Linked DNA regions of Homo sapiens: region 2 is linked to region 1. The links are chromatin loops, found by intact Hi-C in ENCODE. Cell type or tissue: OCI-LY7. All regions are shown on one strand. Links, peaks and the distances in the headings refer to the core of each region. The heading gives the core; the rest is flanking DNA.

Region 1 (4,383 bases), core at 127-4,126:
CCTATTTTACAAATGAGGAAACTCAGAAGCTGAGCTACGTGCTCAAAGCCACACAGCTCATAAGTGGCAAAGCTGGGGTTTGAACCTTAGAAGTCTGTGCCCTTACCCATCACAGCCTCATCCTTATCTCCTCCATTCCCTAGGGGACTTAACAGGTGTTGAAATTATTACAGAGAAAGCTGACTCACTCACCAGGAATCTGATCCTGCTGTGGGCTGGCTTGGGTGGAGGTGTTCCTCCCGCCCCCGCACCCATCCTCCTGTTTGAACTCAGGCTGCTGCCTGCTGGGCCTGCCTGCCCTTGGAGCCCTGCTGAGCTCAGCCTGAGGCCTGGCTCCTCCAGGCTGGGGGAAAACCAGGCTTGCTGTGCTCGGCAGCAGAGATTCTTCTGGAGTGAGGTGAGCAGCTTGTTCTAGGTCCCCCCTGGTGTTCTCTTTGCAGACAAGAGGCAGAGGTATCAGGAGGCCCAGAGGGAACAGGGCTGCCTGGGCTCTTCCCATTTCTGGGCCCCGTGCTGTGGGGAACTTTCATTTTGAGTATCCCCAGACTTTTTGTTCCCCCTTTCTGAAATGTTTCCTCTTTTCTGGTGATAAACATGGAAATTCCACCCCGAGTGCTGCGGTTCATGAAGGGGCACGTAGGCCCTTTGAGTCCAGTTGCTTAGAATACCTGTGGGTTTCCTTATTAAGTAGGAAGTAGAGGCTGAGAACGTCTGTGTTGTTACTGATGGCAGCCCCCCGGGGCAGGGCCAGGCATTGCTGGGCGCCCTCTCCTCCCTGAGTCTGCCTTCCGTAAACGGCCTGCAGTGGGGAAGGTGGGCCTCTGCTCAAGGCCCCGAGCTCCTAGGGGAACGGGTTCACCTTCAGGCCCATCCAAGGCAGAGCCCTTTCCGGCTTCGGGGCCCCTGATATTTCTGGGCCCCCGACTGCATCCGCTCTGTTCCCACGGGTCCCTCCTGGGTGTTCTTGCTCATGCTTGGGTTCATTTGAGCGCTGCCTCGCCCTCCGCCATCCTCTTCCTTCTCATGTGCGCTGTGTGCACCGGAGCCCGGCCGATGCTGATAGAATTTTTAAGTGTGCCGTGCAGCTTTCTGCACCTGGGCCTCTACTCCTTGCTGTGCTGGTTTGAAATGGGCCTTCTTTTATCAAACATTTTTACTAAACTAAAAAATAAAATAGGCTTGCTGGCTCTAAGGCTTTCACCTAGATGAGGCGAGTGATGTTTATTGCAGTCGTCTGGATGAGCTCCTGATCCTTGGCTGAAAGCCATCAGTGGCTCGGGATGTGTGGAGAGGACAGGGCAGAGGACCCGGTCTTGGAAAGGGGGTGGGTCCCTTGGTGTCACTGTGGCTCTCTTAGGGGTGGCAGCTCCTCCGCGAGGGCTTGGTGCACCCGCTGCCCTTGTTTTCACGTGAATGTGTTTGGGGCGGGAGGCTAGCGAGTTGCCTGGGACTCCCTACATTATGCTGTTGGGGTCGGGAGTCAAGAGGAGATCTGGCCTTGCTTCTTTCCGAATACGGAAGGGATCTGGGAGGAAGAAAGGTTCAGAGACAACCACAGTTTTATAGAATCTATGACTATTTTCCTGCTCACGTCTGGGGCCTTGGGAGTTGCTTTCTCGGGGTGGAGGAAGAGCACAGAGCGCCACCTCTTCTGTTTTGAGACTGGGTCTGGCTGCTGCCAAGTTCTCAGGTTTATTGATGGTGCAGTAGGTGATTCCTGTGCGGCCACAGCTGCCTCCTGGAAGGGCTGGTAGAGGGTTGTTGGCTGTGGGCCGCATTTTGTTTTCTCTTAGAATTAATCTCTATAGTGAGTTAGTTTTGTGTTCCAAAACCAGTCACTAGAGCCACTGTAACAGCTTGTGCATCAGCCAGATGTGCCTGCCTCAGCCGTCATGCTTTTAAATAGCTGAGAGAAAAGGCCACCTTTACAGCAGCTCACTAGCTTTTAAGAGGGTGTCACCTAGCTGGGTTTTGTCGTGAGAGAATGTGCTGTGTTCTTGGAAGTTAATTCCTTCAAAGATACGGTGTACCTTTAAAATGCTTAATCATTCACACACGTGCACAGTGAGGAAGAGAATTAAATGGAACAAGCAGTTATGGGATGCGCTCTGTTTGCACATGAGGCCCTGGGGCGTGTGCAAAGGTGAGCCTGGTGTTACTCCTGCTACCGAGGGACTTCGTTTGCTGAGGGAGACAGACCAGCCAGGAGCTTCTGCCGCAAGGATGCTGGTGCCAAGCGGGCCACGGAGGGGCCAGGAAGCCCTGTGGCAGTATAGGCAAGGAAAGGGGAGTTTTCACTGAGGACATGAGATGACATTAAAGTGGACTTTGAAGGTTACCTGGGGTGTGGGGCGTGTTCTGTAGTCAGGGGCTGGGACAAGGCCTTCTTGGCACAGGGTGGCTTGAACACAGCCTGAGTGAGGAGGAGTACAGGGTGTGTTTGGGAGCCTGGCGGGTCGCTGGCTACCTGAGAACAGAGGTGTGCGTGGAAGTAGTGGGCACAGCTGTGGCTGTATGGTGGGATGGTGTGCGTGGAAGCAGTGGGCATAGTTGTGGCTGTGTGGTGGGGTGGTATGGATGGAAGGAGTGGGCACAGCTGCGGCTGCGTGGTGGGATGGGAGGTGAGGGTCAGTGTTCAGGATGGTGGCTGCAGGAGTTTTGGCTTGAGGCTCTTTTGTGTTTGGAGTAGGGAAGGTTTCTGAGCAGGAGTGACCTGATCAGACCTCCTGCTACTGTTTATTGACCTCTTGCTGTGTGCCAGAGACAGAGGCTCAGGTCAAGGAACTGGCCTGAGATTGCATGGGTAGGACGAGGCCAGCCAGGATGTCGGGTGAGAACCATGGCCGTGGGGAGGAGAGAGAGAGGAAGGGGACTGTCAGGAAGTGCTTGCAATTCAGTTAGTTCAGTAGATATTCAAAACGGACCCTGTGCCACACTTTGCAAAAGGTGGGAAAAAAGAGCCCTCCCGAGAGGGGATGTGTGAGCCGAGAGGGGCAGGAGGACACTGCACAGGCCTCATAGGACCTGAAGGCATACGAGTTCTTCCCCAAGGCCTGTAGGAAGACCTTGAAGGATGTTCAGCTGGGGAGTGACCCATCCTCTGATGGGCACAGGACGACAGAGCTGAGGCCAAACCCTGGGGCAGCCGGTGCAACTGTCATGTTCTTCTCAGGAGCAGGGGATGGGTCAGGGCCAGGGCTGATGGACAGGAGAAGAGAGATGTGTGGGAGGTTTCCAAGGTGACCTAGAGGATGTGGAGACGTGGGTGGGTGGTGTGCTTCAGGGAGGAGACGAGGCTGACCCTCCTGTTGGTGGATGGCAGTTCTGGAGGTGGTCACAGGAGATACATGGTCAGAATGAGAGAAAATGGAGCCCCGATTTAAGTTAGTGGGACAGAGGGTTTTCGATGCCAGGACATGGGCCAGTGAGAGCCAGGGGCCGCCAGAAGAGGGCTCGAGGGAGAGGTACGAGGCAGGGATGAGCACATTGTCTATTTTTGTGTGACTGGTAGAGAGTGATGTTGTCCAAGGGTGGGGACCGAAGAGTGGGTGTGAGGAGTGGCCGGTGGGGCACAGCTGATTTTTTGGGGGAACCCGTTGACGTGAGGTGGTGGATTCGTGGCTGAGAGTTGGCAGTGGTTTTGCTTGGAGGCACGTGTTTGAGAACCGTTTACTCGGGTGGAGGAGGTCAGGAGAGAGCATGATTTTTCATAAGAGAAGGAAGGAGGACTGAGGACTCGGCTTTGGGGAGCAGAGTTGGGAACACACAGAAGAGTCTGGGGCATGCAGAGAGGCTGGCAGGAGGCAGAGGAGGGAGCAAGAAGAAAGAGCTCAGTGTGATGAGTCCTGAGGGGAAGCTGGGCAGGGCCAGGATTGAGTGAGAAGCAGCAAGAAGGAGAGAGGGGAAATGGGCCTCGGTGATGGCTGGCTGCCAGGGTGGCGGAGCCGCTCCGAAAGTCATGCATCACTTAGCGACGGGGACGCCTTCTGAGACATGTGTCCTTAGGTGATTTGGTCCCTGTGTGAACATCACAGAGCACATTTATACAAACCCAGGTAGAGTTAGCGCAGTGTCGCCTGCTGCACACCTAGGCTGTACGGCACCGTCTGTTGCTCTGAGGCTATGTGCCTGTACAGCATGGTACTGTTCTGAATACTGCAGGCAGTTGTCACACAATGGTTGGTATTTTTGTATCTAAACATCTCTAAATATGGAGCAGGTATAGTACAAATACAGAATGAAAGATAAAATGGCATACTCGTGTAGGGCAGCTGGTGCGATTGGCGCTCACGGGACTGGACGGTGCCCTTGGTGGGTCGGTGAATGAAGGGTGAGTGAATGGGAAGGTCTGGGTCCTCACTGTGCATCGTGTAGATGTCATTA
Region 2 (4,383 bases), core at 118-4,117, 1.0 Mb before region 1:
AACAATCATATCCTGTGAATAAGGATGAAGTTTTATTTCTTCTTTTCCAATTTGTATGCCTTTTATTGCCATTTTATGTCTCATTGAGTCACAAGCCTTATTTGATCATGCTGTGATGTCCCTGCCTGCCTTCTTCTCTGTGGGGGTTAAATGGGAACAGAACCTACTTTTTACTGAATGAAGAATTATTTATTTATTTATTTATTTATTTATTTGAGATAGGTGTCTCGCTCTGTCACCCAGGCTGGAGTGCAGTGGTGCAATCTCGGCTCACTGCAACCTCCACCTCCCAGGTTCAAGCGATTCTCCTGCCTCAGCCTCCTGAGTAACTGGGATTACAGGCTGCACCATCATGCCTGGCTAATTTTTGTATTTTTAGTAGAGATGGGGTTTCACCATGCTGGCCAGGCTGGTCTCGAACTCCTGACCTCTGGTGATCTACCCACCTCGGCCTCCCAAAATGCTGGGATTACAGGTGTGAGCCACTGCACCTGGCCTGAATGAAGAATTATTAAACCTGAAGAAACAGTAAAAAATAATCACAAGAAAAACAAAACCACAGAAAGAAAAAAGAAATGAACTGATGTTTGTTTGTTTGTTTGTTTTAAAAGACTCAACCATTGGAAGAACAAGAGAAGGATGGGTTTATCCACAGGTGTATTTCTATGTAATGATTTCCCATTAGTGGGATACTATGTAGATTTCTCATTGCAGTCCTGTCTGGGTAGAGAGAATGGCCTGTAGAAACAAATTGTAAGAAACATGAAGCCATCAAAACAGCCCCTCTTCAGGTCTTGCAGACAGAAAGAACCATTTGATGCCATGTGCTTCAGCCAGCACCATTTCAGCATGTGCATGTGTGCGCTGGCACTCTGGGAAGTACTGTGACAGCCTGCTAATGTCTGGGGGTGGCCCTGCCTTAGTAGGCATGGTGGGGCACCTGCCTCCTACTTGGCATTTCTGCTGGGGGAGTTTTTGGCCTCCATAACTCTGTGACTGTTGACCATGGCCATCTGTCCAGTAGAGTGAGAGCAGGAGCTGCACCTGTCTGGAATGGCAGCCTGTCCCTACCAGTCCCTGCATCGCTATTTTGGAGTGAGACAGATAATGCAGACACAGTGTGCGAGCAAGCAGTCCTGTGGGAGAGCTCCAGGTCTCCTGTTCCTTATGTTGGAAATGAAGTCTGCCTTACAGGCAGAGGGGAACTACTACTTTGATGTAAGAGGAGATCGCTATTAGGAAATTCCAGATGTCCACCTGACACCTCCCTGCCTCTCCAGTCCTGACCAGTGTTGTACAGCAAAGGATCCCAACTCTAGGAAATCTTCCATGTCAGGTTCCTGAAAAAGAGAAAGGATGTTTAATGTTTTTTACAAAATAAAGGCAGGGGGGCTGGACGCGGTGGCTCACGCTTATAATCCTAGCACTTTGGGAGGCTGAGGTGAGCGGATCACTTGAGGCCAGGAGTTTGAGACCAGCCTGACCACCATGGTGAAACCCTGTCTCTACTAAAAATACAAAAATTAGCTGAGTGTGGTGGCACGCGCCTGTAATCCCAGTTACTGGGGAGGCTGAGGCAGGAGAATCACTTAAACCTGGGAGGTGGAGGTGGCAGGCTGCAGTGAGCCAAGATCACGCCAGTGCACGCCAGCCTGGGTGACAGAGTGAGACTCTGTCTCAAAACAAACAAATAAATAAATAAAGGCAGGGGTCGGAGAAACACTAAAGTTTTTTGTTTGTTTGTTTTGCCTTTTCCCCATCCCTTTTTCTGGTAGTTTGTAAAACTTTAGTGTTGTATTACCAGAAGCACTTATCCACTCTGCAGATTTTAGGACTCCACCATTTCTAGAGGTGGGAATTTTGGTCTGGGGCCTTCTTTGAGAAACACTGGCCCTCAGTCCTTACCACTCCTAGAGAAGGAGGGGATGGCAGTGGGCAGGGGACAGATGTGTGCACATGGAGGACTGGGAGGGCTGGACATAACAGGAGGCTACTGGTCCTGGGCATGGGGCTGTGTCCCTGTCCCTGTGTTCACATCTGGACCTCAACATAGGGCCTGTTAGCTGAGGTGCACCCTCTCTTAAGTGGCTTCATGGAGATTTTGTAAGAAATTGAGACAAGTTGGAAAACACAAACATTGTGAGGGTTTGTAGAACGGGTGGGTGCTTGCTGAAAGTTTATATTCATTCCATATTTAGTTGTCTTTATTCTGTTCAAACATTTTCTTGTTTACTTGTTGAAGCAGGTTCAGAAATAGTTATTCTGTAGTGTCTCAGTTTTATTAAAATGCAGTTAATATTGGAAAATATGGTTAGAATTAGGTGACTGCCAAACATGGCTTTCGTCAGTGTTAGCCTGTGTAATGACACTGTTTTTCTCCTTCGTGTGACTATTTATAATAAAAATGTGACTTGCAGTATTGTTATTGAGAGAGATTTAGTGAAAAACAGCGGTTGAGTAGTTTCCATGCTTCAAGTTTTACTTCCTCATTAGTGCCTCATGTCATGACCTGGGTCTCCGATTTATTTAGCACGGTAGCACCAATAATAAATATTCTACAGCCTCTAACCTGATAGATCATTCCGCCCCTCACAGCCAGCCGGGAGGTAACATTAACATCCGTTTGCTGGTGTTTGAAACCTGGAGCTCCCGGAGATTAAGTGGAGCCACCATGGGCACCGACATCTGTGGCCACTCCACAGCCCATTGGTTCCGTCCTTGACCCACACTTGACCTGTCTGCTGGAGGGGGACCCAATTCAGGGAACCCAGGGCTGTGCATCACCACCCTTGAGCATGTCCTGTTACCTTTCTGAACTTTAGTTTTCATGTCCTCGAAATCAAGATGGTGATATACTCTGTAAGCCTACGGTTAACCAGAGGTAGTAGTTTGCAGAATAAAAAAACACCCGTTGTGTAAAGGCTTCAGTGATTGTTTCCATTTCTTTCTGTCTAAAACTTAATGTGGACCATGGTTTACCTTAATCATAAACCACCCACTTGTTGCTTTGTTAATAACAACCAATCTTTTGATAGCACTTTCCATTCTATAAAGCACTTTCATAAGCATGTCACTGAAGAAGGTGTTTAAAACGAAGATGATCATGTCTGCAGGTGTGATGCGTGACATGGATATTTTGTCTGACCACCTTTCATTTTTTACCCCTTAAAATTTTCCCCTCTCAGGAAAGTTCACACACCCACAGCCATATGAAGTTTTTCATATAATTTGCACTCCCTGATACCTTTTTTTTTTTTTAATGTCAAAGTTGGAACCCTGCTTTAAGGCAATTAAACTGATATGGAAGAGAAGTTTCTACTTGAAGGCCAAGCAGCCTGGTTTGGAAGCCTGCATGGCTCAGCTGCCCACTAGTTGTGTGATCTGGGGCAAGAGTAATTGAGCCCTAGCTTTCTCAATAGAGAAAATGAAAATCATGCATTATGTCTTGCTGCATTGCTATAAACACAAACGATAATATATGTAAAGTATATCACGTGATGCTTGGTATATGAATATCACCCAAAATACTAACTGCTGCTGCCAGTTTTTTTAAGCATTGGTATTCTAATTAAATTATGTTTTTGCCAGTGATTCTGAGACAAGAGTTTTTAAAAGTTTCTTCATGGAAGGATCTGTACCGTTTTCAGCTTTTTATTCCTATGCATCATTTTTGCACATAATTTCTCAATAAATGTATCAAGTTGAACTTTTTGAGGCAAATAATATTTATGTCATTTGAATAGTGGACAACGATGAACTTGAATGACTTTATGTATGCATGAGCATTAATTTTAAATAAACCAGAAAGCTACTTTTATATTTCGAAAAATAATTCATTTGGGTTTTCCTGTTCAAACTTTGCCATGTTACTCCTAAGTGATACCTTACTTACTGAGATGGATCAGCCTTAGGGAGAGGTTTGTCATACTTTGTTACACACTGAATAGCCTATAATTATCAAGATTATATCCAGTTAGCATAAAGTGCTGTTTAGTTTCTGTTATGTCGTTGTTACCATAGCTGGAGTCGGGTGGGTGTTTAAACCTTTGTGAACTCAAAATTCTTTAATGATGATGGAATATTTCATGTTTTAGTATTCTCTTGATCTAGAGTATATGTTCAAATGTTTTACCAGGTATGTGTTTTTTACAGGTTCATATAATATATAAAATGCATTTCTGTTCCAAGAAAAATACAAGTGGTAAACAGTTGGGAGAGAGCTTGCATATTTTCCTTTATTGTCCTGTCTGATGATTAATGCATTCAGCTATGTTCAGCCTCACGTTTAACCAGGTTAGTGTTTAGTTTGGTTAGGCTGTTTTCCTTATGAGAACAGAAATGGCCAATCCTGTGCCCTGCCTGTCTTCCAGATGGAGTCTTTGC

What was found. Hi-C counts contacts between places; a loop is a spot of excess contacts. Peaks named below come from ENCODE experiments on the same cell type or tissue, not always from the same donor. Only the 100,000 strongest peaks of a DNase experiment are listed, where the experiment ranks them.
Region 2: a loop joins it to region 1, with 5 times the contacts of the local background. A loop is called at or near these places in 1 of 110 quality-filtered maps.

Annotation. Positions count from the first base shown.
Region 1 is chr22:46,773,839-46,778,221 of GRCh38, forward strand. The region is part of intron 1 of TBC1D22A (TBC1 domain family member 22A); the gene reads left to right. Among named protein-coding and RNA genes, the nearest start is that of TBC1D22A, 13 kb to the left of the region's middle. RefSeq lists enhancers at 1-316, 379-458, 499-568, 3,853-3,932 and a silencer at 1-108. In OCI-LY7, for the core only: CTCF peaks have their summits at 830 and 1,688; DNase peaks (open chromatin) are centred at 403, 953, 1,753 and 3,953; H3K4me3 peaks cover 4,000 bases; H3K27ac peaks cover 3,838 bases.
Region 2 is chr22:45,773,261-45,777,643 of GRCh38, forward strand. All of the region lies in intron 9 of ATXN10 (ataxin 10), which reads left to right. Among named protein-coding and RNA genes, the nearest start is that of MIR4762, 15 kb to the left of the region's middle. RefSeq lists a silencer at 4,376-4,383. In OCI-LY7, for the core only: no CTCF peak of the experiment used is centred there; a DNase peak (open chromatin) is centred at 2,461; H3K4me3 peaks cover 2,379 bases; H3K27ac peaks cover 3,929 bases.